Linked DNA regions of Mus musculus: region 1 is linked to region 2. Evidence: chromatin loops called from intact Hi-C (ENCODE). Cell type or tissue: heart. All regions are shown on one strand. Each heading gives the region's core, and the rest is flanking DNA. Links, peaks and the distances in the headings are about the cores only. Region 1 holds the start of Rgl1 (ral guanine nucleotide dissociation stimulator,-like 1). Region 2 has its middle 56 kb from the start of Rgl1.

What was found. Peaks named below come from ENCODE experiments on the same cell type or tissue, not always from the same donor. Only the 100,000 strongest peaks of a DNase experiment are listed, where the experiment ranks them.
Region 1: a loop joins it to region 2, with 4 times the contacts of the local background. A loop is called at or near these places in 8 of 42 quality-filtered maps.

What each region holds. Positions count from the first base shown.
Region 1 is chr1:152,620,472-152,636,601 of GRCm38, forward strand. Rgl1 (ral guanine nucleotide dissociation stimulator,-like 1) reads right to left here and starts at 4,746. Exons shown (of 18, transcript NM_016846.4): 1 at 4,513-4,746; 2 at 3,347-3,457. The coding sequence starts at 4,539. In heart, for the core only: a CTCF peak has its summit at 4,811; a DNase peak (open chromatin) is centred at 4,730; H3K4me3 peaks cover 1,026 bases; H3K27ac peaks cover 1,940 bases.
Region 2 is chr1:152,672,701-152,688,830 of GRCm38, forward strand. It overlaps a transcript of Rgl1 not described here. Among named protein-coding and RNA genes, the nearest start is that of Rgl1, 56 kb to the left of the region's middle. In heart, for the core only: CTCF peaks have their summits at 5,969 (motif pointing left), 9,485 and 13,041 (motif pointing left); DNase peaks (open chromatin) are centred at 5,431 and 10,271; H3K27ac peaks cover 4,458 bases.

The DNA.
Region 1 (16,130 bases), core at 4,344-12,343, 53 kb before region 2:
AAGTCGACAGAACGGCCCAACTTAGATATCATTGTAAAGAAAAGGTAGGTCAAAAATGTAATGCTATTGTCAATATACACTGACAGCATTGCCAGTGGGCCAGGCTACCATTGTATGTGTAAGTAAACCAGGCCTAGATCATCCTCAGCATCTATCTTAGGACTGACATAGTAATTTCCTAAAATGATCACAAACTAAGCACAAACTTAATCAAAATAGAATTGTATGACTTATGTGTTTGGGTTTATGTTCTCATTACCTTATTTAGATGTATTAGTTTTAAGTGTATGGGTGTTTCGCCTGCATGAAGGTATGTGATTTGCATGTGTGCCTGGTGCCCACTGAGGTCAGAAGAAGGCACTAGATGCCCCGGGAACTAGAATTACAGATGGTAGAGAGCCACCATGTGGGTTCTGAGAACCAAACCCAGGTTCTCTGCTGGAGCAACAAGTGCTTTTAACAACTGGCCATCTTTCTGACTCAAGCATGTAATTATTTAGCTTCACTTCCTAGAACTGAGTATTAATTATCCTGAGATTTTAGCACTAGAAAAATAGAAAAATTATACTCCATCTTTTGAAACTTGGTTTGGTTTAGGGCTGCTGCTGCTGCTGCTGCTGCTGCTTCTGTTTAGAGGGGTTTTGTGCAGCCCAGGCTGGTCTTTAAATCACTATGTAGCAGAGGATGGCCTTGAATTCCTGATGTTCCTGAGTGCTAGGCTCGCAGGCATTAAGCTTTTTGAAGAGCACTCCAGACACAACACCAAGACTCCGCCTACACTCACATGCTATAGAACCTCATACACATCTTTCATGTGCCACTTTACACATCCCAAGTGTCGAGCTTATCAATTAGATACACATCACCATAACACACCTTATAATTTACAGCTCAGGTTATCATTCAAAGCATAAAGAGGACCAGAGGGCTACGTTTTTCAAATCCCACACCAAGAATTATCCCTAGGGGAGGTATGCTCTAGTCTCCTTGTTCTTGTACACCAACGCTATCCTCAAGAACTACGGGAACAGCCTTAAAGCCCTGGACAGTTCTTGACAACAAATTTGTACCCATATACAAATTTAGCCTCTACTATTTCTTAACTACATGACCCCACAGGCAAGCGGGCAGATCACGCTGGGCATTATTTTCTTTGTATATAAAGATGAAAGACAGCATCATAATACCACCTTCCCCATAAAGTTGTTGTCAGATGCCAGTGCGCACGAAGCGTCTTCCCTGCCTTACCTCAACCCCATTAACTCTAAAAGTGTTCACTTTGAAGAATTCTGAATGGGTTACTGGAATGTAGGAAAACAAACACGAGGAAGCCAACTGGGTACCAAAGAAAAGGATTTCATAATTGCTGTGGCTCAATTGGTTGAGTCATATTAAATTAAGCTGGGATTTTTCAAGGACAAAAAAAAAACAGAGCTTCCTCACAGGATACCTAAGACAAGAAATCAAGTGGCATCCCAGGCTGAGAGGTCCAAGGACTGACTTTTGATGAGCAGTGTGGTGTCTGTGAGTCATTTGTTCAAAAGGAGGAGGATAGGATTCCTCTATGAACCAAAAACAAGCTTACATGATCTTTCTTCTCAATATTTCAGATCTACAGTTTACGTCAGAGCCAACCCCTCTGAACTCTATATGGCTATGGAGAGAGGCAGGATGAGAAGGGAAGTGGAGTCAATGAGCAGAATAACTGGTAAGAGTCACTAATGACTTCTGGCATCTAAAGGAAGGACGGTTTATTGGGGGTAGGGTCCCCTCTATTGCTCACACTACAGTCATTGCTACCATATCTGGCTAAATATTAACACTGCCACCCATGCAGCATTTTACATCGTTAGAAAGAGTAGAAAAGCCTGTCACAGTGGTGCATGCCTTTAATTGCAGCACTCAGAAGGCAGAGGGAGGTGAATCTCTGAGTTTGAAGCCAGCCTGGTCCACAGAGCTAGTTCCAGGACAGCCAGGGCTACCCAACACCAATAAATGCAAAGTCTATTTGAAGGCAACTGGTTTAGAGCTTATTAATCATTTACAAATAGCCACACAGGTCAAAACCATAGCAACATCACATTGAAATACTGTATATATACATAAAGCCCCCAAAAGCAACAGAGTGGTTGGTCAGCAGTCTAAACACAGTTAATGTTAGGATCATGTTCTGAGTAAGGTGCTTGCTCAGTAAGTAAAGACCTCTAGTGTTCACTGAGAAAGTGCCTAACTTTGCAGACTACATCTTCAATGTCACTAGCAACTTACCATCCCGGTCAACAGTGTCCTGATCCAAGCATAGTGGCAGGAAAATCCTGACTTAAGGCAGGTTGAGAAGGTCAATGCGGGGGTTGGGGGAGATCCAATGTCAGCAGCCACGGCTAAGGAAGATAGGGCTCCTGGCTTCCTGCCTTTGACTATGAGTCTTACAAGTCATATTGCCTCCGCTCCTCCCAGGAAGCCCCGTGCACTCCGCACTCATCTGGGAACACTGCTCCAAACCCTGTGTGCTCTGAAACTAAGGTTAGTAGGCTGCGATGCAAGCACACACTCCTCAGTGCTTTGAAGACCATTACCCACAAGTCCTGCCTCTCTTCAGACACCGCTATGTTCCTCCCTGTGTCATCTGTAACTACTCTCTCTCCACTCTCCCACATGTTCCTGATCCCACCGCCAGGCTCTCTGCCTTGCATAGTCCCTTCATTTGGGATGTGTTGAAAGATTCATTGGTCGAATTAAGAACTCACATGACCTTCCCCAATAGTTTATGGAAAGCAGATTTTTTCCGAGTGTCTGCCACCGACTCCATACTCTACAGGCAAAGCCCCAAGACTAAGTATATATCAGTCTACTCCCATTCTACAGAAAGGAGGTCACAATGGGAAACCTTGCCGCCCCTCAAAGGAAGCGGGTCTGAATGGCCTCTGAACTTCTGGGAGTGGGGACTGGGCTGTTGGCATCACTGTGTAAGGAGGAGAGAGAGAAAAGGTTATCTTCTGGGCACAGCGGTTTATGACACATGTAGAAGCTAGTAGTGCTCTCTGACCAGGTCTCTGTGTGTCTGTCCTCTTCTGCCACAACACCCCCAGCCTGTTTGCCAAATACCTCAAGATGTTTCCGGAAGGTTCTGAATTATTGACAGACTTAGGGAAGATGCTTAGGAAAACACAAGTCCTAAAACAGACCTGTCCAGCTAGAGCAAACACTTGGCCATCAGCAGTTTCCTTTTTAAGACTAAGGGGGAGAAAAAGGGGATGGGGGGGGCTACCTTGGCTAAATAATAATGATATTCACAGAAGAGCAAAGACACTGTTCCAAAGTTCAAGATCTCGGAAGCGCTACTCACCCCTAGCCATCTCGCTCCTTTATTGGCCGCCTGTTGAATCTGGACTCTTTTGAGGGTGACATGGTAAACAGCTCCTTCCTCTACCTCTTCACCCCAGTCCTGAATCGAGCTCTGCCAGGGACAGGATAAAAAGAAAGAAAAAGAGGGTCGTAGTGTGTGTTGTTGTTTTCTTCCCCCTTGGCTAACCACAATCTATCCCAGCTGCTTCCCTGCTTACAAAGGCTCTCCAAGCCTTTGAGTAAATCCTCCAAACAGAGCAACACAGGACACCCTGCAATAGGCAAGGCTGAGATTTTCTTGGCTGGCAGCCTTTTCCTGCGGTATCAGGAGCCTCCGACTTCTCCCTTCTCTGGTCAGTTACTTTTCCTAACCTAGCCACGTATCTTAAATCATCTTTTCAAGTTTTTTTTTTTCCTTCTTAAGGAAACTGTGGTTTAGTCCTGATCAACTCTGTCCACTTAAGTGAAAGGAAAAAATAACTCATTTGCAAAAACAAGAGTTTATACTTCTCAAAGTACACAAACATTTGAGCAATGTCGATGTTAAACTCCCTCAAACAAGTGTTTTAATACCAAGAGCCCTCTTTGGGAAGTGAAGTTGTACCTCTTTTTCTCCTCTTACTATTTTGAAACCCAAAAAAAAGTTATGTGGGGTATGGAAAGTTTTTATTTCCAGAAAGAAAAAAGGAAAAGAAAAGAAAAGAAAAGAAAAGAAAAGAAAAGAAAAGAAAAGCCCCTCTGGCAAGTGCCGAGAAAGCAAAACATCTTCATGCAGCTTCCACTGAAATTTACACAGCGACCCCCTGGATAGCCATGTCGCCAGCTAAACCTCGGATCTGTGTTAAAGGGCTGCCGCTGGGAAGCAGAGCGCGGCGCCGCTCCCCCAGACTGAGTTCTGTCCTTTCCAAGTTCTGCTCTCCTGACACGCATCTGCCTGTCCCAGACACCCCGCAGGCGATGCCTGAGAACACAGGCATCGTTTCTAGGGAGAAGAGGCACAGAGAGGGGAAGGACACAAAGCAGAATGAGAAAGCTCCTCTTAGAGAGTGGGGTCCGGGTGGCTCTGATCAGTTAGACAGTGCTCCAACAACCCGGCCCGAGAAAGCGGGAGATGGGACGAGTCCCCCAGCAGAGAAGCGTCAGGGGAAGGCGGGGAGCTGGCGTTACCATTTTAGCTTGCCAAAGTAATTTCATTCTCAGTTTTCTTTCCGGCACACGGACGCTGCATGGTGCGCCCTGCTCCGAGGCGGTCGGGGCGTCTCTCTGGCCCGGCTCCGGGTCCCCGCGCTTCCCACGCGCCTTGCTGCCCGACTGCCGCCGCCGCCGCCGCGCGCGACCGGGCCACAAAGGAGCGCCGGCCAGCGAGCAGGCAGCCCGGGAGCCCGCGGCAGCAGACTCCTCCCCGCCGCTCCGTGATGTCAGGCTTTCCTGTTTGTGCTTGTGAGCGCACTCTCCCTTTCGGAAGCCCCGCGGATCAAGGGAGCAAGCAATCGTTTCTCCAGCTCAGAGTGGTGGGGAAACGATGCTTTCAAGTAGACCGCTTCATCGGGGTTTCCTGGTGGCCACCAGGTGACAAAATAGAACCATGTGTGCCATGGGACATGTGCGCAGCCTCCGTCTGCTTTACTGAAGGAAACTGTTAGGGATTAGGGATTCTTGTGTGATCTGCTTGCTATTTGGAATTTACAGCAATTAAATCAGAGTCCCCTCGATTTGGGGGGAAGATTTTCATTAGGATAAAGTCAAAAGCTATCTGGGTATCTAAAAACCGTGCCCAGCGGCTCTACCCTGCCCCGCACCTGCAACTGCCTGGACTTGTTCCTACTGCCCACTCTTGTTTGTGGCTTTCTTGCTTTTTTTTTCTTTTTTTTAAACAAAAGGTGGTCCTGGCTAGCCTTGAACACTTAGAACTTTTCTGGCAATCCTCCTGCCTCTGTCTCTTGAGTGCTGAGATTACAGGCATGCATCAACTCCACCACCCAGTCTGATAAGGCTTACTGGCTACTGCTGGTGAGAGCAGAGAGTTTTGCAGGATCTGACAGTTTGTGACAGAGGCCATAAGTGGTCCTAGGGGTTTCTGGAGCCTCTGTGAGTAGCCATGGGGGGTGTGCACTGTGGGGACACAGAGGGATAATCACTGTAGGGAAAGCCTTTCAAAGGACAATGCTGAAAAGAATTTTATCTTAACACAATAGTCTGTGGGGGACAATACATTACACTTTAAAAGATCTAGTTTCAATAAATCAACAGCAAGAGATAGCCCATAGTCAGGTAGCCAAACTGTACCTGTCAGAACTCCACACCAATTACAAAAATGTCATGTTTTACACATGTCAAACTGAAAAGGACCTCCTCCAGATTGCTGTGCTGAGCTTTGGTTAGTACTGAATATACCATGAGCTGAAAAGTTAGGCAATCAGTGCACTGATGTCTCCAGAAGGGCATCAGAAATGACAGAGGCTACACCAAGCAAGCAAAGGATCTCTGCACACTGAAGGATGTCTTCAAGTCAGTCAAACGCTCCTCATAAAGACCCATGCTTCAGGAGTTCAAGACTGTAGAGAGAATGATCTTTTACAACCAAAGTGGATGTTTCTATAATTTAAATATTAAACACACATACACACACACACACACACACACACACACACACACACACACACACATTCCTTCTGCTGTGCTCAGTACTCAGAACAGAGTGTCCCAGGAGCCAGAGGGAAAACATGTGGCGGCCCTACCTCAGGCTTCTTATCTGCCTCAGGGCCCCAGGTCACACCTAGATGAGTCTCCTTGGTGATTCTGAAGACCTCAAGAGGCAGCCCAGGACAGATGAGCAACACTTCAGTTAATTTCACCACCGCTGTAACCTAATCTGTGCTGCAAGTTTTAAGACTGTTGAAAAACTTCTTCACAAAAGCAGTTTCTTCTCCAGAAATTCCTGGGAAAGGTGGCTTGGGCCTCACAAGCCTCTCAGGCTGTAGCTCTCCCTTCTTCTCATCCTATTGACTTGGGTTCTGGCTGTAAAGGGAATGACAACAGAACCCAGTTCAAGCCCAGCCTTCAAGCCCAGCCTTAAGAGTGGAAGTCAGAGTACATTTCCATGGCTTCCCTCCGATTTGCTTCCTTGGCTACAAAGTAGGACAAACCTCACAGAATTTCAGAAAGGGTTAAATAAAGAAATGTGCAAGTCACCTAGTGCACGGAGAGCTGTCCAGAAGGCTCCATTTTCTCCCTACTGCCCTTCCCCCTTAGGAGCTGTAGGCCGGAACTCCATGAAAGGCTGTCATGTCTGCAATGTACAGAAATCTGAAATGATGTCTTCCAAATTATATTCAAGCTCCAGAGAGACATGCCAAGAATGATTATTTGTGTTTGTTCCTGGGAAGGTGTGATTTTGTCACAATCCTTTTACGAAGGAAAGAAAAAGATGAAAACCAAATAGCTGGACTTATATGATCTAGAACTATCAAATGTTGAAGTCAACAAGGGCTTTTTCCACTTATTTTAAACTATTTCACTTAAAATGAGCGATAGGCCCCAAACACAGGATGCTGTGCACTGCTGCAGGGGACAGAAAAGGATAAAGATGGGCTGGAGCCTGCTCGGGACTCTGGGACTGATGGGGAAGTCTAGCAGTGAAGTGTCTGTGCTGTTCCTTTAGTGTGCTCCCTGGAGCCGAGCAGAGGAACACTCAACTGTGAACCTCTTTTCTTTAGCACTTTTAATCCAGGAAGAAAAAAAGTAAAGCTGTGGCTGAAAAAATTTTTTCACTTATAGGCAATGTAATCAATATTACCCTTTTGCTAGGGTTTTTGGATTAAAGTACTAGCTACAGCGTGAGGAGCATACGCCTATAACCCATTTATCCATCAGTGTGAATTGACTCAGCTAGTAAACACCTTACCCTAGACTCAGACCACCAAAAAACATTTCTGAAGCTTTGGTGTCTGACTCTGTTTTTTTTCAATAAGTTCGTTTCCAAGTATCTGATTCTACTTGGTGCTATTATGATTGGCTTTCCTAATTTTAATTTTAGGTTGTGGTGTGACAGGTGTGTGAATGTGCACAGGTCACAGGAAAGGCACGGTCACGTGAGCTGGCTCGTGCGAAAGCCAGAGGTTGATATCTGGGTGCCTTTCCATAATTGCTTTTCAAACTCTCTGGGAAAGGGTCTTTCACTGAAACTCAGTTTGGGCAGACTGGTTGAACAATGAGCTCCCAGGATCATTCGATGCCTGCTCACAGCCCTGGAGTTACAGGCCACCCTGCCACATGCAGCATTTACACGGGTTCTAAGGTTCCAACCTTGGCAAATACTATGTCCACTGGGCTACCTAACCAGTCATTTCCGCCCCAGTACTAGGGATTCACAATTAATGTTTGAACTTTGGTTCTGTGTTCTGTTATTTTAATGTACTTGTCCATTAGTTCTAATTGATCTTCTGTTGATATAAACAATTAAATAAATACCTATTTGTAATCTTGAAGACTTAATATGTTAACCCATATGTTAAGTCCATGTTAACCCAAACTACCAACCATCAGAAGCTCTGAACAGAGGATGACAAGAGGAACGACATCAAGGCAAACAGCTTCTGCCCAGCAGAGGAATTCAGCCAGGCAGAAAAGGCAACCTACAGAATGGGAGAAAAAAAAATTTGCAAAAACACATGACCAATAAAGAATTAATATCCGCAATAGAAAAAAGAGTCCTATAACTCAATAGCAAAAGAATAGCTATAATCCAATTCAAATGGCCAACAGGCCTGAGTAGACATTTTAGAAAAATTTTATAAAAACACCCACAAGTAGATGAACACATATCTTGTGTCATTCACCAAAAGGGAAAAGCAGGACAATGAGGAGTATTACGAAAATGCTATACTGTTTTGTACACTAACTAGAAATAAATTTTTAAAGGAAAGATGGAAGGGGGTGGGGAAGGAAGTGTTGAGGTTCACGTGTTAATGAAGATGCATACTGTATACTGTTGCTGGGAACGTAAGCAGTGCCCACTATGAAGAAAGTATAGATGTTTCTCAAGTTAAAAATACATAAAATGCAGCATGCCAATTGTGGCATTTATAAAAGAATGTATTTCCAGATCTCTAAGAAACGCTTTACACTCCCATGTTTATTGCAACACTGTTCATAATGGCCATGCTACCGAGACGATCTGGACGCCAATCAACGGATGAACAGATAAAAGTAAATGTGATGCAGTGGAGATTCTCCAGCTTTTAAAAAGACAGCAGTCCTTTTAAAGAGACTACATGGGTGGAACTGGAAGATGCTATGCTAAGGGAGATAGGCCAAGCTCAGAAAGGCAACCTGAGAGCTCCCGTCCATGAAGTCACCAAACACACAGAAGCAGAATAGAGGGGTGTGCCTGGCAGGGCTGGGAGTAGAAGATAGTGGTCACAGAATGTGAGGTTCAGTTATAGGAAATAATTTTGCACTGGACCTAAGCTACTGTTGCCTGAGTGCAGACCCTATGTTAGTATCATAGCAACAGTAACAATGGGGCAGGAAGAAACATGGAAGAAAATGCATCTGTCCCTGGCCTTGATGGTAATGATGGTTTCATGACTATGAACTGATCTCCAAGCTCATCAAATATAAAAAACACTAAATATATACAGCACGCCACATGTCACTCATACCTTAATGAAGTCACTTAAAAACCTTGCCTTAAAGATGACAATGCCATGTGAGATGACTAAAATTAGCGAGACCTTAGCTCTGTCATCCCCAAACTCAAGGCTAGACTACTCTGGCCTATGCCCAGTCAAAAGTTTAGAGGAAAGCAGTTCTAAGAGAGGAGTAGCAGCAATAACTGTGGGAAGGTGTGTGTTACACCTTGCCTTACAGTGGCCAAGTAGCAACTGTCTCCACCCACCCACAACTACTACCTAAGGGCAGCCTTTCCTATTCACTGCTAATAGATTTTAAATGAAACTGGTAAGAGGCATTTGCAATAATTTTATTCATAACTAAACCTTCAGCTACCTCTAGGTCCTTAACAATCACTTGGAAGGGAGATATAAGCAAATAAAACAGATACTTAACTTTTAGCTCCAGCAATATCTAAGTGTGGCTGCAGCTACTCCATCCTATGGACAGCCCATGAATGCTCCTCCCTGGTCTTCAGGTTTGGGGGCAATGTTGCTTAGCAATTAGCTTCCCACGCTCAGTCTCCCCGTGTCAGCTGGCCATTCTGTTCGGGTTGTTTCCAGCTGTGAAAACTGGGATTGGCCTGGGGGTGCAACTCATTGATAAAGTGTGTGTTTAGCATGTACAAGGCCCTGGGTTCAATCACCAACTCTGAAATAAAATAAAAAAAAATTTTTTTTAAAACCCTGGGGGTGCTGCATTCGCCTACCTTTTGCTTGAACTTTCAACTTTGCTTTGCAAGGGATACGGAGCCAGTCACGCTTGGTTAAAGATGAATGGTCCTTTAAAACCTTCTTAAGCAATAGACAATTGCTGTCATTTTCTGAGCCCAAACTGACCTTATTAATTATCACAGAAACACTATAAGGCATCAATTCATATTCTCAATGTTCTGCTATTAGATTATTCTATTCATGTAAGCAAATTATGAGCATTTTATACAGTCCTATTGCAACTAAAGAAAAGGCTGCCCTGAGGGATGGAAAGTAAAGCCAGAAGAAATACAAGCAAATACCATTCAACCACTGCCAGGCCCGAGACAAAGGGCTCCTACAGCCATATCAGAAGATATTTTTCAACTAATATTTTAATCATTTGTTGGTGGTCACTCTTAATTGTTGGTGATGCTCACTTACAGAGGAAGATAGCTTGTGGAATACTATTTGTGCCTGGGGCTAACATAATTAATGCCTCATCTAATTATAGATTTCTGTAAAAGAAAAAAAAAGGACACACAGCTGGCAATGTGTCCACAGAGATGAAAAGATCGGCTGAGACATGTCGCCAGGTTCTGGGTGACACACAGTGAAAGAGTCAGAGGGCAAGGTGAGTAGGTGACCTATGCTTCAGGTGAAGGCTTTGGCCAAGAGTCTGGAGCATTATTGGCCAATTAGCCGGATCACCTTTTCCCCCCAAAGCTAAAGTCATAAGCATGGCATTGAACTAGTAGTGAGCCTCAAGTAAAGAGACTGAAGTGGCAAAGAGACATGGCTCTTCAGTCAGAAACATCTAGAGCTGAGGTCTAGCCTGACCACTTCACTCTGAGGCAAGACCCAGCTTAATCCTACTGAGAAGTTAGGAATATAAACACTTCTGTCATTGGCCTGAAGTAGGAGTTAATCATGATAGTCAAGACGTCAAGACGTCATTCAGCACAGTCCCCAACACCATGGTTACTACTCAGTACTATCAGCAGTAGGGGCTGCGTGTGTTAGGTTAAAGAATTGCAAAGACTATAGGAAAGTAATGATGCTAAAAAGTCAGGTTTCTCTTTTAAGTAGCTCAAGATTCTATAGCTTGAAAACAGAATTTTGTGATACAAAGATCACAGCAAGAGCCCTAAGTGTCACGCCGTCCAATCAGTGAGCAGCATTTACTGAGTTGCTACAACCCCAGAAAAAGGCTGAGCTCAATGTTCCTGCCTATTCCAATCATTCTCTCCCTAGACAGAGTGATCTTTCCAAATAACACTGCCATCTCCCCCTGTCCTTTACCCCCTCCAGTGGTTCCCTATTGCCAAGGATAAAAGCCTAAATCCTTCCTGTATCCCATATAGCCTGGCTGTGGCTATACCCTCCCTCTCCTCATCTCACTGTGCTATCGAATTCCATGTTTTTGACAAAGTCATGGCATATCCAACCTCTCCTGCCAAAGAGCAGGACGGCATTTCCCTTATGTGGGACATCTCAGCCTCTTCTTCTTGCTCTAGTTAAATACCCATATTATTCATTTGTGGACACAGTACCATATTCCTATTTCCTTATAAATCGATCACAGCTAAACACATGTACTGACAGCTCTAACCTCTTTTACTAGACTGTAAGCTACAAAGGCAGGGATGGTATGTAACTTTAATTTTTTTTAAGGCTTACTTTTAATGATGGTTTTAAACATTTTCACCTCTCTTTTAGCCCACCACCCACCAGAGGTAGTGGGGAAGAAAGGATATGGGGGAAGTGAACCTGTTTAGAAAGGTTCTTTGGAGCAACATTAGTCTGAGTTGTCTGGAAATCAGCAGTTCAGTTTGCAGGTTAGCAGCGGCAGCTCTATCTACTCATGGATACACCAGCAGTCGAGCTCAGTAGAGTGGGGGTAGCAAATATGAATCAGCAGTGGTGGCATGACCTCACAAGATAGCCAGGCCATAGCAAAGGCACAAGTCAGCAGGAAAGACCAGGAGAAGTTCTTGGCTGTGTCTCAGCAAATAGAAGATCAGTAAAGACTCAAGACAAACAAGCGTTGTACACCTAGATCTATATGCAAGCCAAGCTCAGTCTCCATCACTGTTTGTAGACTCCAATTTATATCCTCCAAACATCACATGTCCTCCACAGGTCGTGTCTCAGCACGGGTCCTGCCTCAGCAGGTGCATCTGTGTCAGCTGACATCACTCTGCCAATCAGCCAGAGTCTGAGGAAGCAGCAAGAAACTGCAGCACACCACCAGAAGTTTTTTGGTGCATTTCTTTCTATGGAGTCCTGACAAATGGAGCTCAACTACACAATGTAAGGAAGACCAATACATGCGTGTTGTTAGCAAAGAATCCTTCATCACTTGTCCTTTCACGTGCTTGCTTTAGAAGAACATCCTTTCACCTGCGTCTGCTTCAGTGAAATGTTCCTTCATGTGTTTGTGCCAACTAACACCATCTAACACAACTGACCTTCTAAAGAATCCTTAAGTTTCCACTTCAGTGCTGAACAAACAGAGACCTGCTATGGTTATTAGCATTACAGATGCCAGAAGTAACTAAAGAGAGAGATGACGTGGCAGGTAGATGAGGGGGCCATGTTGTAAATTCAATAAGTGACTGGTAAATATGGTTGAATGACTAATATTAGCTATTGTCACTAAGATAAAGGTATTTGTTATACTTTAACAAGAAAGGAAAAGTACAGAGGAAGTGGGTGAAAAGGAGTTTCGAATGCCAGAAATCAGCAAGTAAAATTAACAGATAGGAGCAAGCAGGGCAAGGGGACACAGAGAGGATGACACTCTGTCAGGCAGAGATGACTCTTGAGAAGCCTGTCAGGGGATGGAGAGATGACTGAGCAATAGCAGCACCCACTGCTTTTACAGAGGACCAGTGGGCAGCTGTGACTCCAGATGCCGGAATCCATAGCTTCCATGACACCTAAGCTTAAAATGCACATAGGCACACATGTGTGTGCATGATTTTAAATTATATATTTAAAAAGTTTTAAGTCTTCGAGGAGGGAAATGGGAAGGGAGAGGCAGGGTGGATATCATTAAGATGCATGTATGAAATTGTCAAAGACTAACTAAAGGTATTCCTTAAACTCTTCAGGTAATACAGTTTTTCTTACAAAGGCTGTTGTCACATGGCTTGGAAGAAACAAATGGGTGCAGGGGGGACCATGTGGTTCAAAGGAAACAGAAAGAGGTGAGATTTGAACCTGTGGTCCAGGAAAACAGTTTGCAATTGAGAACTGCTAGGGGACAGAATTGGATTCTCCAACAGTGTCAGCATGTGCCAACGCAATGCAGGTCAGTGTGCCTGTCCCTCTAAGTCTGCTTGTCTGTTTTGCTTTTTGTTTGTTTGTGTTGGTTTTTTTGTTTTTCTTTTTTGAGAGAGAGAGAGAGAGATTAAGTTGGGTGGATAGGAATGTAGGAAGAATCTGTACGAGGAAAAAAAACAATCAAAATATGTTGTGTAAAAAAATAATAAAAACATAAAAAAGATAATCTGAAATGACAAAAGAGCACAGCAACCAGATGATTCTAATGCTGGTTCGTAAACTAGCTTGTGAGGAGAGAAAGGACCAAGAGAAGGCTGTGGAAGAACGCTCTTCTAAATTAGCAGCTGCTCTCAGAGGGACACAAGGAGGGCTCAGAAAGGAAGAAATGAATCCGAGGATATGAGAGGAATACATTCTGCAACTGATGACAGGTGGCATGGGACAAGAAAATGAGGGTGGGGGGACTGGAGAGATGGCTCAGCGTTTAAGAGCACTGACTGCTCTGCTAGAGGTCCTGAGTTCAATTCCCAGCAACCACATGGTAGCTCACAACCTTCTGTAATGGAATCTACTGCCCTCTTCTGGAATATCTGAAGACAGCTACAATGTACTCATGTACATAAAGTAAATAAATATTTAGAAAGAAAGAAAGAAAGAAAGAAAGAAAGAAAGAGAGAGAGAGAGAGAGAGAGAGAGAGAGAGAGAGAGAGAGAGAAAGAAAAGGAAAGGAGAGAGGAAGCAAATAAACAAATTAAAGGTAAAGCTTTAGGACTGGAACTCTGAGAAAGCAGGACACATAAATAAAGATACACTAAGAAGAGATTCGGCTTTGGGAAAACATTGGCTCAGTCCTTAGGAGAAAGACACTAGAGATAGTGACAGAGGGATGACTGAAGAGAGGGAGAGCTAACGATGTGTCAGCCCATATGCAGGGGAGTTCACACGGGTGGCAGAGAGCAGGGGTGAGGGTTGGAGGTGGAGCATGCAACCTATCTCATAATGTGTCTCACAAGAAACAAAAACAAAAACAAACAAACAAAAGCGAAACACAAAGGACCAGAGAAGAGAGCAAGACAGGAGGAAGCCAGAGTGGGCGGTAGTAATGGGAAGAAGGCTCCCTGCACTCACAGATCCTCAAACCCAAGCCAGTGCTGGAAGACAGACAATGGACTTGTCATTATTTCAAACTAACTTTGCCCTCGGCCATTGTTGCTAGATGCTGCACAGATTTTTTAAGCAAGCTCTATTTTGAAAACCTGCAAATGTTTTTGAAAAAATTATCGCAGTTATTTTATGACACTCTTCAATAAAATGTAACCAAAGTTAATTCAAAGCCTTAGTGTGGTCAGTTACATAACAGCAGAATTGCTGAATGGCTTAGACACTGTGTTTTCCCAGAAATATTTGTCTTCTGGATGAAACCAAGAATGGAAAGTTCCTGGCTTCAAGAACAACGTCTGAGAAGGTGGAAAGAAAAGAAAAGCCTACATAATGGGAAAGAAACCTTAACAAAAGTTAACCAAATTGCCGCAAATGTGCTAGCTTCTCTCTCGGGGAAACAGAAATGCAAAGAGAAGTGGGTTTCACACTTTAGAAAGCCGGTTGTGTAGCCATTAGAATACCCCCACTTTCTTAAAACAAAGGGGAAAAAAGCCAGAAAATGTTTCATACATTGCATTGCCGAGAAAACCTTGGTGTGTATTTACAGTTCTCAGTGGCTAATACTGATCCTGCTTCTTTTAAAGCTTGAAGTGAGACCCTATAACAGTTTGCTTTTCTGTTGCTGTGATAAACATCAGGCCCAAACCCAACTTGTGGAGGAAAAGGATTTATTTCATCTTATAGCTTACAGTCCATCATCCAGGGAAGCCAGAGCTGAAGAGGCCATGGAGGAACACTGCTTGGGCTCTCTCAGGCACCTTTCTTATACAACCCAGGACTACATGCCAGGGGTGACGCTGCTCACGGTGGGCTAATCAAGGAAATCTATCCCACAGACTTACCTACAGGCATTTTCTTAATTAAGGGCGCATCTTCCCAAATGACCCTATCTTGTGTCACATCTACAAAAAAACTAGGCAGTGCTGGCCTACAGGATGGAACCTGCCCTGCTTGGGGTGGAGGGCAAGAGGGGACGTTACCTTGGCTCACTTGGCTTCTTCTAGGTGACAGAAGAGCTGCTGCCCCTACAGCTGCTACAGCTCATTCCCAACTACCTGGTTCTCCCTTTGAATTCCTTCTCTAGGTGGAGGGGTGACAGTGATGGTGGTGGGTAGGTGTCTGTCTGTCTGTCTGTCTGTCTGTCTGTCTGTCTGTCTGCTTGTATGTGTTAGGGGAGTGGAGAATTGATAGAAGAGACCCTCAACATATACCCAATGGAAACAACCTGTAAAGAGATGATGGTCCTCAGCCAGGCCTGGAGATACAGGCCTGTAATCTAGCAATGTGGGAGGCTGAGTCAGGAGGATCATAAATTCAGGCCGACATGTGTTACAGATGACTGTAAGGCCAGCTTGGGCAAATGAGTGAGGCCCTGTCTCAAAATAAAAAGTTAAAGGGGGCCGGGGCACTTGGGCTCAGTGTGAAAGAGTGGCTCGCCTTGTATGTGGAAGACTGGGTTCAATCCCCAGTAATATAAAAATAGAGGAGGAGGAGGAAGGGGAAGAATGGCAAAGAGCTACCCCAATAAGTGACATGAGTATTTAGCTTTGTCCAAAGGGATTTCTCACCTCTATCTTGCCAGGCTGCCCACCTGCTGGGTTGGTATGTCGTGGGCCTTGGTACACAGCACTGCCAGGCTGCCCACCTACTGGGCTGGTGTGTTATGGACCTCGGGACAAAGCATGGTCCTGACTTTAGCTCATGACTTTATATCAAGGAGCAGTTGACAATCTTGGCACTAATCCAAAGTTTCTGGTCTTCTCATGGGAGGAAGCTCAGGAGAAGGTGGAGGCAAGGACTAGGAAGCTCTCCAGCTCGGCTCTAAACATCCACACCCCACACTGAAGCAAACCCAAAGGACCCAGAAAGATTAGAATAGGTCCCCAAGCGGCCAAAAGAGTGATTGACTTTGGGTGCAGGGTTCAAGAATTCCAGGACATAGTCAGCCTCTCTAGAAAGGGTCAAGGAAAG
Region 2 (16,130 bases), core at 5,327-13,326:
GAGTACACATGGAGGGACCCATGGCTCCAGCTGCATATGTAGCAGAGGACGGCCTTATCTGGCTTCAATGGGAGGGGAGGTCCTTGGTCCTGTGAAGGCTTGATGGCCCAGAGTGGTGAGGTGGGAGTGAGAGAGTGGGTGGAGAAGCACCCTCTTAGAGGCAAAGGGGAAGGGAGATGGGGTGGGGGGCTGGAGGGGAAATGGAAAGGAGGACAACATTTGAAATGTAAATAAATAATTAATTTTTTAAAAAGAAGGAAAAGAAAAACAATAACCAAAAATGTATTTCCAGAAGTAAAAATATAATTTAGTGGTTGGAATATAGTCATAAAATTTATGAGAATGCAGTACAAATAGGGATAAAGCTCGGTGACTCTGAAAGAAGTTACAGAGCAGAAACAAAGAACGAGAAAGTAGAGATTGGGTAGGACGCACAGAGGAGAATGTGGGGAAATCTGAATTGAAAATTCTGGAGAGACTTCCAGATTAAAGAAAGATATCAATTCACATACTGTTGGGGGGGGGGGGAGATTCGTTACATTGTAACTCTCAGAAAAATAAACACTAATGGAAAGTAGAAGCAAGCTCTAGCTGGTGAGGACCGTTCATTCACAGAATAAATATACAGAATGTAAAATACATGTTTGAAAACTTTTTATAAAAAGCAATCTCAGATAAGGCTATGATGCAAAAGAACTGATTTTAAAAATGTGTATCAACAAGATTAGAAAAATTAGGAAATCTAGTAATTCCAAGAGTTAACATATACATAGAATAGTGGAAATTTTTGCATACTATTGGTGGGAGAACAAATTGGTATTACCACTTTAGAAAAATAATTGACAAGTTGTAAATTAAATAACCCAAAAAGTCACCCAACAGGCATTAAAGTGGGAAGACTCACACAGGCATGTCTACACTCAGCCAAGCATCAACAGGCATTAAAGTGGGAAGACTCACATAGGCATATCTATACTCAGCCAAGCATCAATAGGCATTAAAGTGGGAAGACTCACATAGGCATGTCTACACTCAGCCAAGCATCAATAGGCATTAAAGTGGGAAGACTCACATAGGCATGTCTACACTCAGCCAAGCATTAAAGTGGGAAGACTCACATAGGCATGTCTACACTCAGCCAAGCATTAAAGTGGGAAGACTCACATAGGCATGTCTACACTCAGCCAAGCATTAAAGTGGGAAGACTCACATAGGCATGTCTACACTCAGCCAAGCATTGCCTTCCGAGGTCGCGCCCTTCCGTTATTATTTTCATTATGACACTGCATTTCTTAGGAGCACCCTGTGGTTAGATATATGAGAACTTATTCTCCTGAGCTTGCAAGACGTGGCCCAGGCCCTGGACAGCTCTCTCAGGCAGTGACAGCTCCCGGGTGAGCCCTCTGAAGATACTCTTCCCCTTCCCACCACCTGCCACCAATGTTCAGAGTTCCCCCATCACCTTTCCATTCCACACCGGCTGTCCTGAAGTTGCACGCTTTGGCCTTCTCCCCGAGATGCTCTTTCCATCCATCCTTATAGCCTAGCCTTCCCCAAGCTCAGGTTCTCACCTCCATCCGCACAACTAATCCTGTAATAGCTTCGCATTCCATTGTGCCTTAGGGACGTGTTCCTTCCAGCCCTCATCATTACTTAGGAGCTTATCACAAACACATCATAAAATAAAAGCCATAATATATCAATCACTTCCACTAATGAATGGATTTTGCCCTCTTTCAATCTTCTGCACCACACACACACATACACACACAAAGACACACAACACTAGTATTTGTTAAGACTTCAGTAAAAGCCTTGAGAAAGAAGAAAATCACAGAAGAGCAACCTTGGGAAAGAAGACAGGAAGAAGAAGCCTTCATCTATACCACTGGGTTATCTAAGCCAGAGGACAGGTTCCATGCATCTGAGAGCAGATCATTACTTTATGCTTCAGTTGCTAATACTATTAGCTCCTTTGTGTCATCAATAATGTCTAAGGGACATATCTCTAGCTTATTGTTCTCCAGCCTTAGTTGTGCCTACTTCCCTGAACACATGTTCAAACTGGCATGGAGTATCAGCTACAGCAGAAACTTTTCTCGTCTTGGGTATGAGCAAATCCATCAATGTGCCAGCTCTGTTGCTTAGCATTGTCTTACCTCCTCTGTCTTCAAAACTTCCCATATTCGAGCATGATCATCCACCAGCCAGTGTCCTGTGTTTTCTCCTTTTGTGGAAAGTTTGACTTTAGACACCACTTGAGTAGGCTCTCCCACAGATGTCCCCTCCATCTTGAAAGAGGTAAGCAGGAGGCATTACGAATCTGCTGGAAGAATAAAATACAATCTAGATTAAAATTTAAAAAATCATACTTGAAAAAATATGAAATCAAATTACTGTATGGACAGTGAAATCTCTGAAGACAATATTATAACAGTCATTACTCTTATGTCCACTTTTTTTTCTTTTGAGACAGGGTTTCTCTGTATAGCCCTGGCTGTCCTGGACTCACTTTGTAGATCAGGCTGACCTCGAACTCAGAAATCTGCCTGCCTCTGCCTCTGGAATGCTGGGATTAAAGGCGTGCGCCACCACGCCTGGTTTATGTCCACTTTTTATATTCAAATATTTATTACTGGTATTTTATTGCAGTCTTCCCAAAGAAAAGGAATACATCTTGATAATGGACAGTGACACAAACTCTATTTTTAATGGATTTTATTTTTAATTACATGGAAGGATATGGTGGGATAAGTGCACATGGGTGTAGGTACCCTTGGGGGCCAGAAGAGGGCATCAGACACCCTGGAGCTGGGGCTACAGGTGTTTTTGAGATGCTCCATGTCAGTGCTGAGAAGAGAACTTGGGTCCTCTGCAAAAGTAGTATGGGCTTTCAATAGCTGAGTCAGCTCTGTAGCTTCTGTGATACAAATGTCATAGGAAATGTGTGTGTGCGCACGCATGTGTGCGCGTGCGCATGTGCACGTGCATGTGCACGCTCTTCACATTCTGTAATTCACAGGTTAGAAGAAACTAGCAAAAGCATCAAGAGTTTTACTCCTCAAACCCACCCTGGGCAGCTGCACATGCAGATCTCTGTGCTAGGCACACACATAATTCAGTAACTTTGTTCTCAAATCTCCAAGGCCTATGGCTCCAGGGCAAAAAGGTTGTAAATAAGCTTTAAAAGTGTGGCATAGTGCAATATAACCTGTGAAAGGCGACAGAATGAAGGGCCGGGGGTGTTGCCAAGCACACACCTAGTATGCAGCAGGCCCTGGGTGACAGACCCAACATCAGTAAGTAAGGACAACAAGAGTCGCTGCAGGGGAAGCAGGGGCAGGGAGAGGAGAGAGATTCCCACTAGGGTTTATCTATCAGCTACGTTGCCTTCGTAGGCTCTGGGTTATTGCTGGAGCCAAACAAGATGTTTTAGGAGATTATTCTAGAAGGTCTCCTTCAGCTCTCATCAGAATCTCACTCCACCCCACCTCGGTACCACATTGTCCCTTAGAATCTTGCTTTCCTTCAAGTTCCACAAATACACCCTTCTTAGGGTGATTTTTACAAAAAGCCTATCTGTTCATGGTATTCTGCTTACTTAAAGTTTTCTTGGAGAACAAATCCAAATTCCTTCACATAATAGCTGGGGCACTTTGTGCCTTTCACCTCCCTTTTCTTACACTGCTTACCACACAGGACATACTATTCCAGCCATTTGAAAAACATATACAGACCCCCAAGGGCACTCTTTCTCCTCTCTCTCTCTCTCTCTCTCTCTCTCTCTGTGTGTGTGTGTGTGTGTGTGAGAGAGAGAGAGAGAGAGAGAGAGAGAGCGCTCTGTTCCCTCCAGTCTACACCATACTAATGGGGACCCTCTCTCTCCATGTATGGGATGGATCTGTAGATTGTACCAGCCATACGACTTTATTATATTAGTTGCTTTCAGCTCCATTTCTACCTTCAAGCCCTGTAAGCATCTTGCGACTACAGACGTGTCCTATTCAGAGCAAGCATAAGTGAATGTTAAATGAATGTCAATTCATTATTGACATTTGTTGCAGACAGCCCTGGGGCTGATTATGTTTGATGTTAATTCTGTTCTCCTGTGAGGGGCTGCGAACAAGGAATGAGTCAGCACTCGAGTGATTTCCTGTAAACCTTCTTTCCACCTTAATTTATAAAATAAAGGCTAGTGATTGGGCAGAGAAAGAGGGGAAGGTGGAGCTTAAGGTTTTGGGAGAAAAAGAGGAGGGGACCACAGAAGAGGAGGAGGAGGAGGAGGAAGGAAAGAGGAGCAGAAGCACCTGGCCCGGAGAAACTGTAAGTTCTAAGGGGTCTCTTATATGGGGAAGACCATAGTGTCATGGTAGATCTGCCCAATCTAGGCGCACAGCACATGTATTCATATTAACTGAGTTGTGTTTTCATTGCCTGGGCTTATTTGGATTAGAGATTTACTGCAACAGACATTATTATCCCATAATTCCGTAACTCATGACAATCCGGAAGTAAGAAAGAGGCATTGTTTTGCTAATTCGCATAACAAGTAATAAGGTCAAGTTATCTCTTCCTTAAACCTTATTGGCTTGCTGGGCTAAGTTCCTCATAACAAGGGAACAAGTCTAGATTCAGCATGTATTCCAAGTGGCTAATATTGTAAAACGAAATTGATCATTAATTAGTTTTGTGGCTCTGGCTTCAGGGAATTGAGCCTATCTGCAAAGACAGGCCTTATGCTCATGTGACCAGCTGCCAATAAGAGTAAGTGGAAGATGAAGTCAATGAGTGGGACAGGGTGACACTAGAGAAACTGAGACAAGTCTCTACAGAGAGAGTTTTCTCTTTGGGCCTCATGTGCTCCATCTGGAAGCCACAGACAGCAAGCCTGAGACTGCTTGCTGAGGGCGGCCATGAGCTCAGTGCCAGCCCAGGCCATCACACAGTAGTAGAAACATGGAGCACATAACAGACTCGCATAAAAATCAGGCAAGTGCAACCTGCACAGTAAGAGTGGACAGAGTTCCTGAGGGGACATGCTGACAAAGGACGTTGACACAGGCAAGGAAATAAACAAGGCAGAGGCCATCGGGAGGTTTCAAGCCAAGAAAAAGGAAATTGAAAATAAACAGGCAAGATGGAAATGGACCAGATTCGTGGGAAGGAAATTCCACAGTTGTTACTGGAGATAATACTGTAAACAACAAATAATAAATCAAAACAGAGTGCGGAAACCACATGAGATGGCTTCAGCAGCATTCCCTACATGTCATGGAAATGTCGCTGGGTGAGCTAGACAGATTACAAGATCTCAGAGCAAGCACTGTACATTTGTAAGCACTCTGCAGCCCAGCGACCCCACAGCGAGGACTCTACTGTCTGCCCACAGCTGCTCTCCCGGCTCCACAGTGTGGGTGCAGGCTGGCCCATTTTCAATGCTGGCGCTGAACTCCACTTGTCCTGTCTTGGGGAAAGATGTATTTCTACACTGGCAACAGCCCCAAAGCACCGGCAGCTGAGGGGCATCTTAGAGAGGCAGCCAGCTCTTACAAGGCCCTGTGAAGTTGAAGATTCTCCCCTCCTCCTCACCGGAGTCTTTCCCACCCATCCTCATCAGATCTACTCACTTAGAAACATAAATGATGCTGGGTACTTCCACTTCAGCCACACAATAACCTCACAAGATGTTTACCACTATCTACTCTGGTGAGAAATGAGAGTCTGAGAAGCTAAGTAACTGGTAGGAAGCGGGAGGTTCCCAAGCGACCCCTCCCCATCTTACTCCTCCCCCAAGTCATTTAAGGCACTGTCTCCATCCCCTCTTCTACTCCCATGTCAGCACGGAAAGCCCATCTCTTCACCCCCTCACCCCTGCTGAACTATTCAAGTGGGGCCCTTTCATACCACCCAGGCTGGTGCCAGGGTCTCCTCTGACACAACAGCGCCCCCTGGAGAAAGGCTCACACCTGAGTCCACAGGTGAGAGCAAGCTAGGTGGAGGAGGGGATTTCTCCAGAGCTAGATCATTCCTTTTCCTCTCCATCCCTGTCTACAGTTTTGACTCCTGTAGGCTTTACACGGGCGTGACTGACTGACCTGCTTAGTCACACAGGACCCCTCCCTTAGCAAAATCCTTGGCTGGCCCACCTTCAAAGTATACAAAGAATAGGCTGAGTTGCCTATTCCTCTTTGAGCATAAAGTATTTTATACGTTTTAATTTTTCAAACATGTTTTCCTTTATGGTTTCTTTCCTCTGCTTCTTCTTAAAAAAAAAAAGCCGGGCGTGTTGGTGCACGCCTTTACTCCCAGCACTCGGGAGGCAGAGGCAGGCGGGTTTCTGAGTTCGAGGCCTGCCTGGTCTACAGAGTGAGTTCCAGGACAGCCAGAGCTACACAGAGAAACCCTGTCTCGAAAAAACCAAATTTAAAAAAAAAAAAAAAAAAAAAAAACCTCAGCTAGATGTTTATACAGTAGCTTTACAATTTTTGTAATAGGAGAACGAGAGACATCTGTGTTCCTTCCTCTCCTGTGCCACAACTTAAGTGTCCCCTTTCTTAAGGTTATAACCCAGCCTCTGTACAAACAAAACCCCACAGACGTGAGCCACTCGACAGCACCGCACACGCGACGGGCTCGCTGTAACGTTCAATGGCAATCTTTTCTTCTGGTTACGGATGAGTATAGGTCATCACAAACCTTATGAAAATCAGTTCTGAAAAGCTGACATCCTAACCTACCCAACACCCCAAACATCACTTGATCAAACTCCTGGATGGCCAGACCAGTCCTAAGTTGGAACCAGGCTGGGGAAAGAAGTGGAATGTCCAAAAAGGGAAATATGTAATCAGAGAACACAGACGCAACTTTTCTTCCCTCAAATATTAAAAATTAAAATTTCTTGAGAAAAATTCCCTGCTGTCTCCACTGCAGGAAGCAGGGGAGTAAAATTAAAACAAGAAACCAAGTGTAGAGGCAGGGAGAAGGGAGACGGACGCTCCAGACGACCCAGACAGAGGATGGCCCCATCACAAGGCAAAGCAGGGTCTCCAAGGCCACCTACAATTCTTACGTCTCTACCACCGCTAGTTTTGTTTTGTTTTTTATTAGGGTTTTTTAGTTAGGTTAGATCCAAGGATTCTGCATCAATTGAAGAAACTGATAGTAGTTTATAACTGGTGAAACAACTATTTTTAAAATATGATTATTGCTAGAGAGAAACATGCATGTCCTTAAAAAGGGGGTATTTCTTATAACTTAAATTTGTACTTTTAATATCTGTATTTGTTTATGTGTATGCGGTGTTCAGGCATATGGCATGTGGGCACTTTGAGTGTGTGTTTGTGTGCACACATGTGCACGCACACATGCATGTAGAGGCCAGAGAGTGACACGGGGTGTCTCCTCTGCTGTGTGTCACCTCACATGTTAACATAGGGATCTCCCATCATAACCCCACAGCTCAGCAAGGCTATCTAGGCAGGCTGCCCAGGCTCCCTCTGTCCCCACCTTTTGAGGCTGGGATTCAAGCAGGCCATTATGACCACAGAGCATCTACATGGGTGCTGGACATCCAAACTCTGGTCATTAAGCTCATTCTGCAAGCCTTTTACCCACTGAGCCTTCTCTCTAGCCCCTGTTTACTCTTCTCAAATACTTCCTAATGCTATCCTTATAAATATACTATTCACACATGTAATCTTAATGGCCTATCATTTCTTTTCCTTCAAAAATAATTATAAACTGGAGATGATCGCATTCCCCACAGTTATAATAAAGGTCTGAGCTCAAGGCTTCATCCCAAATGACTGCCAAGTGCAAAAGTCAATGGACAGTGGTTAATCTTAGAAACGTAAATTTTGAGGGGCAGCTTAAGGACACAGAAAATTGCTATTATTAGTGTCCGTATCATTTGATAAAAGTTACGTGTGACTGTCATAGAAAGGCAGTTTTTGAAACACAGCTTTAGGGTAAGCTATGGGCCTGAGTGCCCTCAGAAGTCTGTTTGTATTGCTACCTCCATACTAGCCTTTGCATGATAAATCAGCCTGCACTTCATTGAATTTCACTTTCTTCCTAGGGATATAAATAGGGCATAACACATCTCTCATCAATTATCATCTTTTTTTTTTCTCCTCCCTCTTTTCACTAAACGCTTTGGACGGGAAAAAGAGAGCCCCATCTCCAGAGCCTTCTGGAATGCTCTGGAAGTTCTCATCTTCCTCTGTCAGAGTCGGGCTTCCCTCTGCTCCTGCAAAGTCTATTACAAACATTAATAATACATGAGGGTTTTTTTTTCTGTGTGTCTCTTATATACCTAAACTCTTTGCCTCTGCATGAAGAGATCTTTTTATTTTTCAAATTCAGCTAGGAATGAGTCCTGCAGATATGTTTGGCATTGCCTTGCCCCACTCTCTCCCCGTGACTGTCTGACTCTGCCATTTCCACTCTCTTGCCCCTTCCTCCTCATCCTTCTTCCTAATGAGCTGAGGCCCTGTCCAGATAAGCCGGTTTGTTTATCTTTATCTTCTACCATCTCCAACTCTCCCATCTGTCAGGAGCAGCCCCTGGACGTCAGCTTGACTCACAGATTCAGAGTTAGTACAAGAGCAGCGCTGTGTCGTCAGGAGACCTGACTCGAGGCAAATGACTTCACCTTCCCTAGCCTCGGCTTTCTCCTCTTAAATGTGAATTGATGGAGACTGCAGAGACCTCCGACTTATGAAATAGTGTTCTCACTGCCTTTAAGTGGGAGCAAAACTAATATGAATTATTATTCCATATCAGTTGAAGGACTTATATTGCTAAATATAACTATGGACTTATATTGGGGTTTGACTCATCACTTACACATTGTGCATTCACTATGCAGAAATAAACAGGGAATATATTATTGCATAGCAGTGTTAAACGTCGGTTGTGTTTGATGCGGCATGATGGATAGATAAGGACCACTCACCAGGAGGCTCGGCAGCAACAGAGCAACACACACACTTCTTCTCTGGAATGCCGACTGCACTTCTGTCCTACATGCGGCAGTTTGCCTGCATTCTGTACAATGCTTTCAACTTGCCCGCTTTCCACAGTTTATTCTGACCTCCACCGTCAGACTGCCAACTCATCACCAACTTCTTACACTGCTTCAATCTCAGTGCCCCTTGGAAACACTTGTTTTTAATTAAAAGCCCTTCACTAGAATAAAGGATTAAGCAGATGCCATCATGGAATTTTGGAATAAGTGTCAATCACTGGACAACCATTTGCAAAGGAATTTTCATTACATAAAGGTCTCACTGGAGAATGAGCAAGATTGCACAACAGAATCTGAAGTCAGAACCAACTCTGGCAGTAACTGTGTCCAGTTAAATGTAGAAAAAATTAAATCGGGAAGGAGTTCTACTTGGTTCAGCTTGATTTTTTTAAGAGATTTATTTTAATTTTATGTGTATGGATTTTTGCCTGAATATGTACCACATATGTGCAGTTCCTCTGGGAACCAGAGAGGGCGTTGAAGAGGGAGTTGACTGTGACCTGCCATGTGGGTGCTGGAGACCAACTGGTTCTCAGCAAGAACAAAAGTGCTCTTAGCTGCTGGGCCAGATGACCCATTGGCCTTCAGACTGTATATTTTCTCTGAGTACTGATAGTATTTGGCAGAACTTCTTGATAAAAAAAGGAAAGAAATATGCAAACTGATCTTGTACTGCCTTTGTGAACCTCCCCAGAGAAAGGCTGCTCTGTGTGCAGCAGTTCCTGCTGAGCCCAAGAAACAGTTGGGTTCCCATCTTGGTCTCCACTCAGTGGGGCATTCTGGCAAGGCAACCACAGAGACGGGCATGGGGATCGGGAGGGGTGAGGACACCTAAGCAACTGAGGCTGAGATCACAAAGGCTCCTTCGGTGTTCTAGGACAGCTAAGAGGAGTTCTAGGGCTGTATATGTTATATCCGGGTATTATCCAAAGCTCAGCTATTGTGGATTGTGTGCTTGAGAGTTTAAAATGAGACAGAACTATAAATCACATGACTGGCCCTGGCACAAATGTTTCACAATTCTGTACACTCTGGCTCTGACTGGCTGAATACAGGCAAAAGGCAAGAGTCCTCTGGGGAGCAGACGCGGCACACCAGCAGTCGGCTTTCTTTTTCCTGTCCACGTTGAAGTGAGAGCCATTCTTCTGAGGTCTCAACAGCTCTGACAGTGACATGGACCATATGACCACCCCACAGGCACTGGACTAATACCTCACAAGTGTCACCTCAGCGACAGGGGAAGTGTCTGACCCAGAGCCTCACCTCTCCACTCCAGCTCCCCTCACAGAGCCAATGTGCTATTCACAGAAGAGTGTCATGCAGATGTCAAAACTCTGAGCTCCAGGCTGGCAAGATGCCTCAGTGGGTGAAGAGACTTGCTGCCAAGCCAGATGACCCCAACTTGATCCCTGGGACACGCATAGCAGAAGGAAAGAATCGACTCTGGCAAGAAGTCCTCTGATGTCCATACACACACACACACACACACACACACACACACACACATCCCGGTAGCTGTCTTTGCTGCCCTTCATCATGCCACACTATGGCTTTGGAGTCAGAAGGCAGGTTTCTCTAGGAGTCTTCCATCATGGGTTCCAGGGATCAAGCTCAGGTCATCAGGTATGTGTGGAAGCACTCTAGCCACTGAGCCACCTCACCAATGCCCTCGCTTAACAGAATTCTTTATAATTTTTTTGATTATGAACTTGTCATATCATGACATTTTCACCAGAAAATGCTGTGAGTATCATGATGTGCATTGTGCTCCATATATATTGGAAAAGAATGCAACCTACTTTTAATGAGACTCTCATTTGTCTGTTAGTGAGGACTCTGGAACTGTACTAACAATACTGCAACCTGGGTGGAGGGATGGCTCAGTAGTCACAAACACTGATTGCTCTTCCAGAGGACCTGGGTTGGGTTTCTAGCATCTACGTGGTTGCTCACAACTAACTGTAACTCTAATTCTGGGAGAACTGATGCACTGTTTCGGCCTCCAGTGACACCAGGCACACACATAGCACACAGACATACACACAGGCAAGACAGCCACACACATAAAAAGACATTAATGCTGCAACTCCTTTTCCTTCCTGCATGCTTTTCTCTCCTCCTCTTGTGCGGACGCACTGTCCTGTGGGGAATGCCTCTAGTATTCCTGTACATACTCGGGGGAGAAATTTAAAATTTTCATCTCTACAATCCATTAAAGAAAAAAATACATTGTTTTGAACTGAACAACAAAACACCTTTAAGCCTAAATGAAAGAACCAAAAACTAAATTTTGTTTTCACATTTTAATCAGATTGTTAAAATCCGTTTGGAAAACTGCTTTATATAGGAACACCAGGAGTGCTTTCAACACAGCCTATGAGAAAGACCTTGCTGGGATATATTAAATAGGTACTGAGTGGGAATTTAACACTTTCTTTAAAGCTGTACACGTTCCCAGCAGAATGTCTGGATTTCTCATCATCCTTCAGTCTAGAGCCAGTCAGCCAACTAAAAGTCTTCTAAAAGCTGTGTTAAGTGATTTGTGTACGTCGGCAGAACTTCTGTTTGATCCTGGATTAGGTTTTCGCTAAGGGCTATAGTTTGGACAGATGTTGCCATGGTCTAGTCGGACCATTTTATCTGCCCATTTTCCACACGCATCACAGTATTTGATAACCAAGCTGAATCACCTCAATTTCTATACCAGCAAATGAAAAATGACTGGAATGTGGGATTTTTGTTCCAGAGTCCTCATGAAATACATTCCAGCATCTGTCTGGAGGGAAGGACCATTCCACCCTCAGTCCCGGTTCACCCCAGCTGGGCTGCAGCTTCTTTTCTCTTTCCTTAGGTCATCCATTCCTCCTTGACCTTTACAGAACTGTGATGGTTAATCTTCATTACCAACCTGACCGGGTTTTGATTTGCCAAGGAAACGTATCCGTAAGTGATAGTATTGCAGACCAGCTCAACTGAAGAGGGTGACCCACCTTGAATATCACGTGACATCATCCAATAGGCTTCAGTTTCAAACTAAATAAAAGGGGATCAAAGAGGAAGGCAGTTTCTTCCCCAGTTCATCTCTGCTTCCTGACTGTAGACTGATATGTTTCAGGAAATATTAAAAAATATTTCCCACCAGCTCTCCTCAGGGCCCAAACACGCTCCCTCACTCCTGCTGCCGCTGTCATCAACTCTCTCCAGAGCATCTGGCTCGCTTGTTCTGGGAGCTGCCAGTTCTTCCTCAGTCATAAACCCATGTAGTCGGAGATCCCACATTCCAGTAACTAAATGGAATCTCCAACCTCGCGGTTGCATATCACAATACCCAGTAACCTGGTAAAATCAAGACACTTAAAGCTTAATTAACCAATCAGATTTATGTATCAATAATATCACAATTTACAAGATGCCAATACAATAATTTCAGAGCCAATTGATAATGATAAAAGCTTTATCCCAATTAATCTAACCTTACAATACCACAAGTTCTTGTAGCTGGTAAATACACGTGAGTTCACATCTGCAACAATCTTTCTTCTCCTCCTACCCTGAAATGATCCCGGTCGCTGCAACTCTTAGCTCTGCCTTCCTTTTCCCTGCCCAATCACAGACCTCCTCTGCACTAATGTAATTGGACAGGGAAAATCCTGCAACAGTAGCTAAGATATAACAAGCCACTTTAGGCTCCCACCACACCTTCTCTGCCATGATGGGTCATCTTCCATCAAGCCATGAACCAAAACAAATGCTTCGTTCTGAACTTGCTGTACCATGGTAATACAAAGGCCTTTCCACTCCTTTTCAGTTTTCTCAGCACCACAGACTAACCTTGCTATTTCCAGGAAAACCAAACAAGAACATTCTGGATTCCAAGTTCTTAACAGCGACTTTATGAATACAAGGCTAAGCTACCCTGATGCTTCCTGACTGAACAGCACTAGAGCAATCTGACTTCCAACTTCAAGGCGGTAAACATTAAGGGCCATGCTAAAACTACATCCAGAAGCATGCTGCCCCCAGGAGGAAGGAGAAGTCGTGACTTAGCAATTGACCAGCCCTCACATAAGGGGCAATAATGCAGGGAAAAAAAGTAAGTAGGGTGGTGAGAGCTCTTAAACATGATCAATGAGCAGTCAGATCCATATGAGGAGGAGGCACTTCCAAATACCAGGAGAGGTGCTGGAAGGTTCTACACAGACCACTCTCTGCAGTAAGCAATAAGTCCTTCCTAAATCGCAACCGGAGCTTGGAGAACCTGAGTGATTTTTCCAAGGTCACACAGAAGAGTCCAATTTTGAAAATAGATCTCTCTGACTCAGAACAATTCTATTCTTACACCATCTTTCTATGACCTTCACTTGCCACGGAATTGTGGTCATGTTGATTTGGGGCTTTGTGAAGGGAAATGGCCAAGTGAAGAGTCAGCTTCATGGGGAACAAAAAGCTTTGTCAACAATCATAGGACAGGGAGTTAATATCTAGAATACATAAAGAACAGGAACGACTCAACACCAAAAAGTCAGAAGATGGGCTGTGGAACTGAGACGGTTCTCAGACACAGGAAACACTTGGGAAAGTATGTAGCCTCCTTTGTCACCTGGGAAATGCACATAAAACTGTTTTTGAGAGTCCACCTCACTCGGTCTGAATGGCTAACACCAAGAAAACCACAGCCGGTGTTGGTGAGGAAGCAGCAAAGAGACCCTTATGGCTAGTCAGAGTGTGCACGAGGACGAGCCACTGTGGAAGTCTGTATGGACGTCCCTAAGGAACCCAGCTCTACCATTCCTGAGAACAGATCTGCAGACCTAAGTCAGCACATCATAAAGATACTTGCACATCCATATTTACTGCTACACAGTCACAATCGCCAGGACACAGAACTAGCCGAGATGTCCATCAAGAGACAGCTGGTGAAGAAATTACGGTGCATACACACGAGGAATTTTCCTTAGCCATAAAGAGAAAAGAATTAATGAAATCATGACTTTTTTTTTTCAGAAAAACAGAACACAAGATTGTTATGTTAAACAAAATGGACCATACTCATAAAGACAACTACTGTGTGTTTTTTCTCATGTCTTTAACCTAGATTGAAAAATGGGCGTGGCACAAAAGTACTAGGGGAATTGAGAGCAGAGGAGGAAGGACACAGACAAGGGAGGGAGGGAGGGAGGGAGGGAGGGAGGGAGGGAGGGAGGGAGGGAGGGAGGGAGGGAGGGGAGGTGGGCAGAGAAAAATGAAGCAGGATAGCACAATAAGGAGCGCGCATGAGTGAGTGTGTGAATGTGTGTGTGTGTGTGTGTGTGTGTGTGTGTGTGTGTGTGTGTGTGTGTAACTAATGAAACTCGGTGCTGGTAAACTAACATAAAAAGTTAGCAGGAAAGAACATGACTCTAACTTTAACACCTAAAGGAAAATCCTGACACTCTTTAATGCAGTAGCAGGGGAAAGGCCAAGGTTATGGAAAATGTGCTCTTGCTCTCTGGACCACCGCAGTCTACCACACTGTGTTCAGATTCCTCGGGATTCACTTGGTCAGTTCCTCCCATCCCTGGCTCCTGTCAGCTTCCTGACCCTACCCTTCCACACAAGATAAACAGCTGCGCCACCACAAGGAGTCAGAAAACAGAAGCAAAAACCCCCTTTCAGTCAGCCCTTTCACTCCTTACTCACACTTGCGGATTTTCCTTACAGGACACGATCTGTAAATCCAGTCCCTTGAAGCCTCTCAAGCCACATGTGGCAGCCATTCCAGCAGCCACTCACTGACTCCTTTCCCCTGCTCTTCAGGAGGGGGATGGGCCTGTGAGTCCCCAGGCCTCGGCTCCAGCTGTGCTTGCCAGGGATTCTGGATACCAGAGGGACCTGCCCTGCTAGTCTCACAGAGACTGGCCCTCCATTCACACAGTTTAGCTTAAACAGATGTTGGCAATCCAAACTTGTGCCCCTCCCTCCCTTACTCCTCACAGTCTGGACCAAAAGAAGGGGTAGACTTTCCCGGTTTCTTCTGTGACCTTAAGAGGAAACCCCAGGCTCGGGATGTTGTGTGTATACTAGCACAGATAGCACGAGGTTTAATGAAATCTGGTCCAATCAGTCCTCAGGTCTTATCTGAGACATAAATGCATTGATTAAGTCACCCTGGCGCTCCATCAGGAGGCTGCCTGGGGACAGTTAATGAAGTCTCCCTGTTTCTTTGCCACAGACCCTCAGAGTTGTTTAGCTCCCACTCCGGTTCCTACTGGACCAATTAGTCAAAATTATGTTCTGTACTCTCTAAATTAAAATCTGGCAACAGCGGCCCTCCGTGTTTATCAGGCTGTCACAAGTGGCCTCACATAACCACAAAGGAAATTGCAGTAAAAAGGCAGAGCCTTGGATAAACTGGAGAAGTACATTAGCAGAGACATTGATTTTAAATGCAGTCGTGTGTTTCACTCTGAGCTGTCAGAGTCATGAAACACACTCATATTATCTTAAGGAGAAGAGGTCACGGACTCGTTTGTGCTGGCCAGAATGTGTAAGTGTCTCCTGGTTTTCTTCTGGTTTTACTTGGTTGGAACTCCCAGCAGAGAGGCCCTATCTCTTCCTCTTGACATTTTTAAGGGGGAAAGGTGCTTCATGTCACAGCCAAAGTTTGTGCCAAGGACATTAACACTCCTTTGTTTGAATTACAATGACTTTCTAGAGCAGTGCAGCATGGATCCTAAGGAAGTTTCACAAATATGCCCGTTCTTAGCAGAAATTAGAAATTAGGAGGAAAAAAATGTTCAGGAATATAAGGAACTACAAGCTTCCCCTGGGCTGAAGGCAGTCCAGCAGGTCCCTTCTCTTCATGCAACGCTACCCTGTGACTCTAACGTGGGTGACATCTGTCCTTCTGATATTCAAAACTATGCCCTGGTTTTGATTTCTCATTTCATCCGATTTTTCTACTTTGTATATGGTTTATAGTGCATTTGAATATTAGACTACGATTGCATGTACATTATTAACATACAAACAGTTAAACCTATTGGAGAGGACTCAGAACATGTATGCTAAGAACAGTACTCAAATGCTTCGTCAGTCACTGCCTTCCTCAACCGCTGTTCTA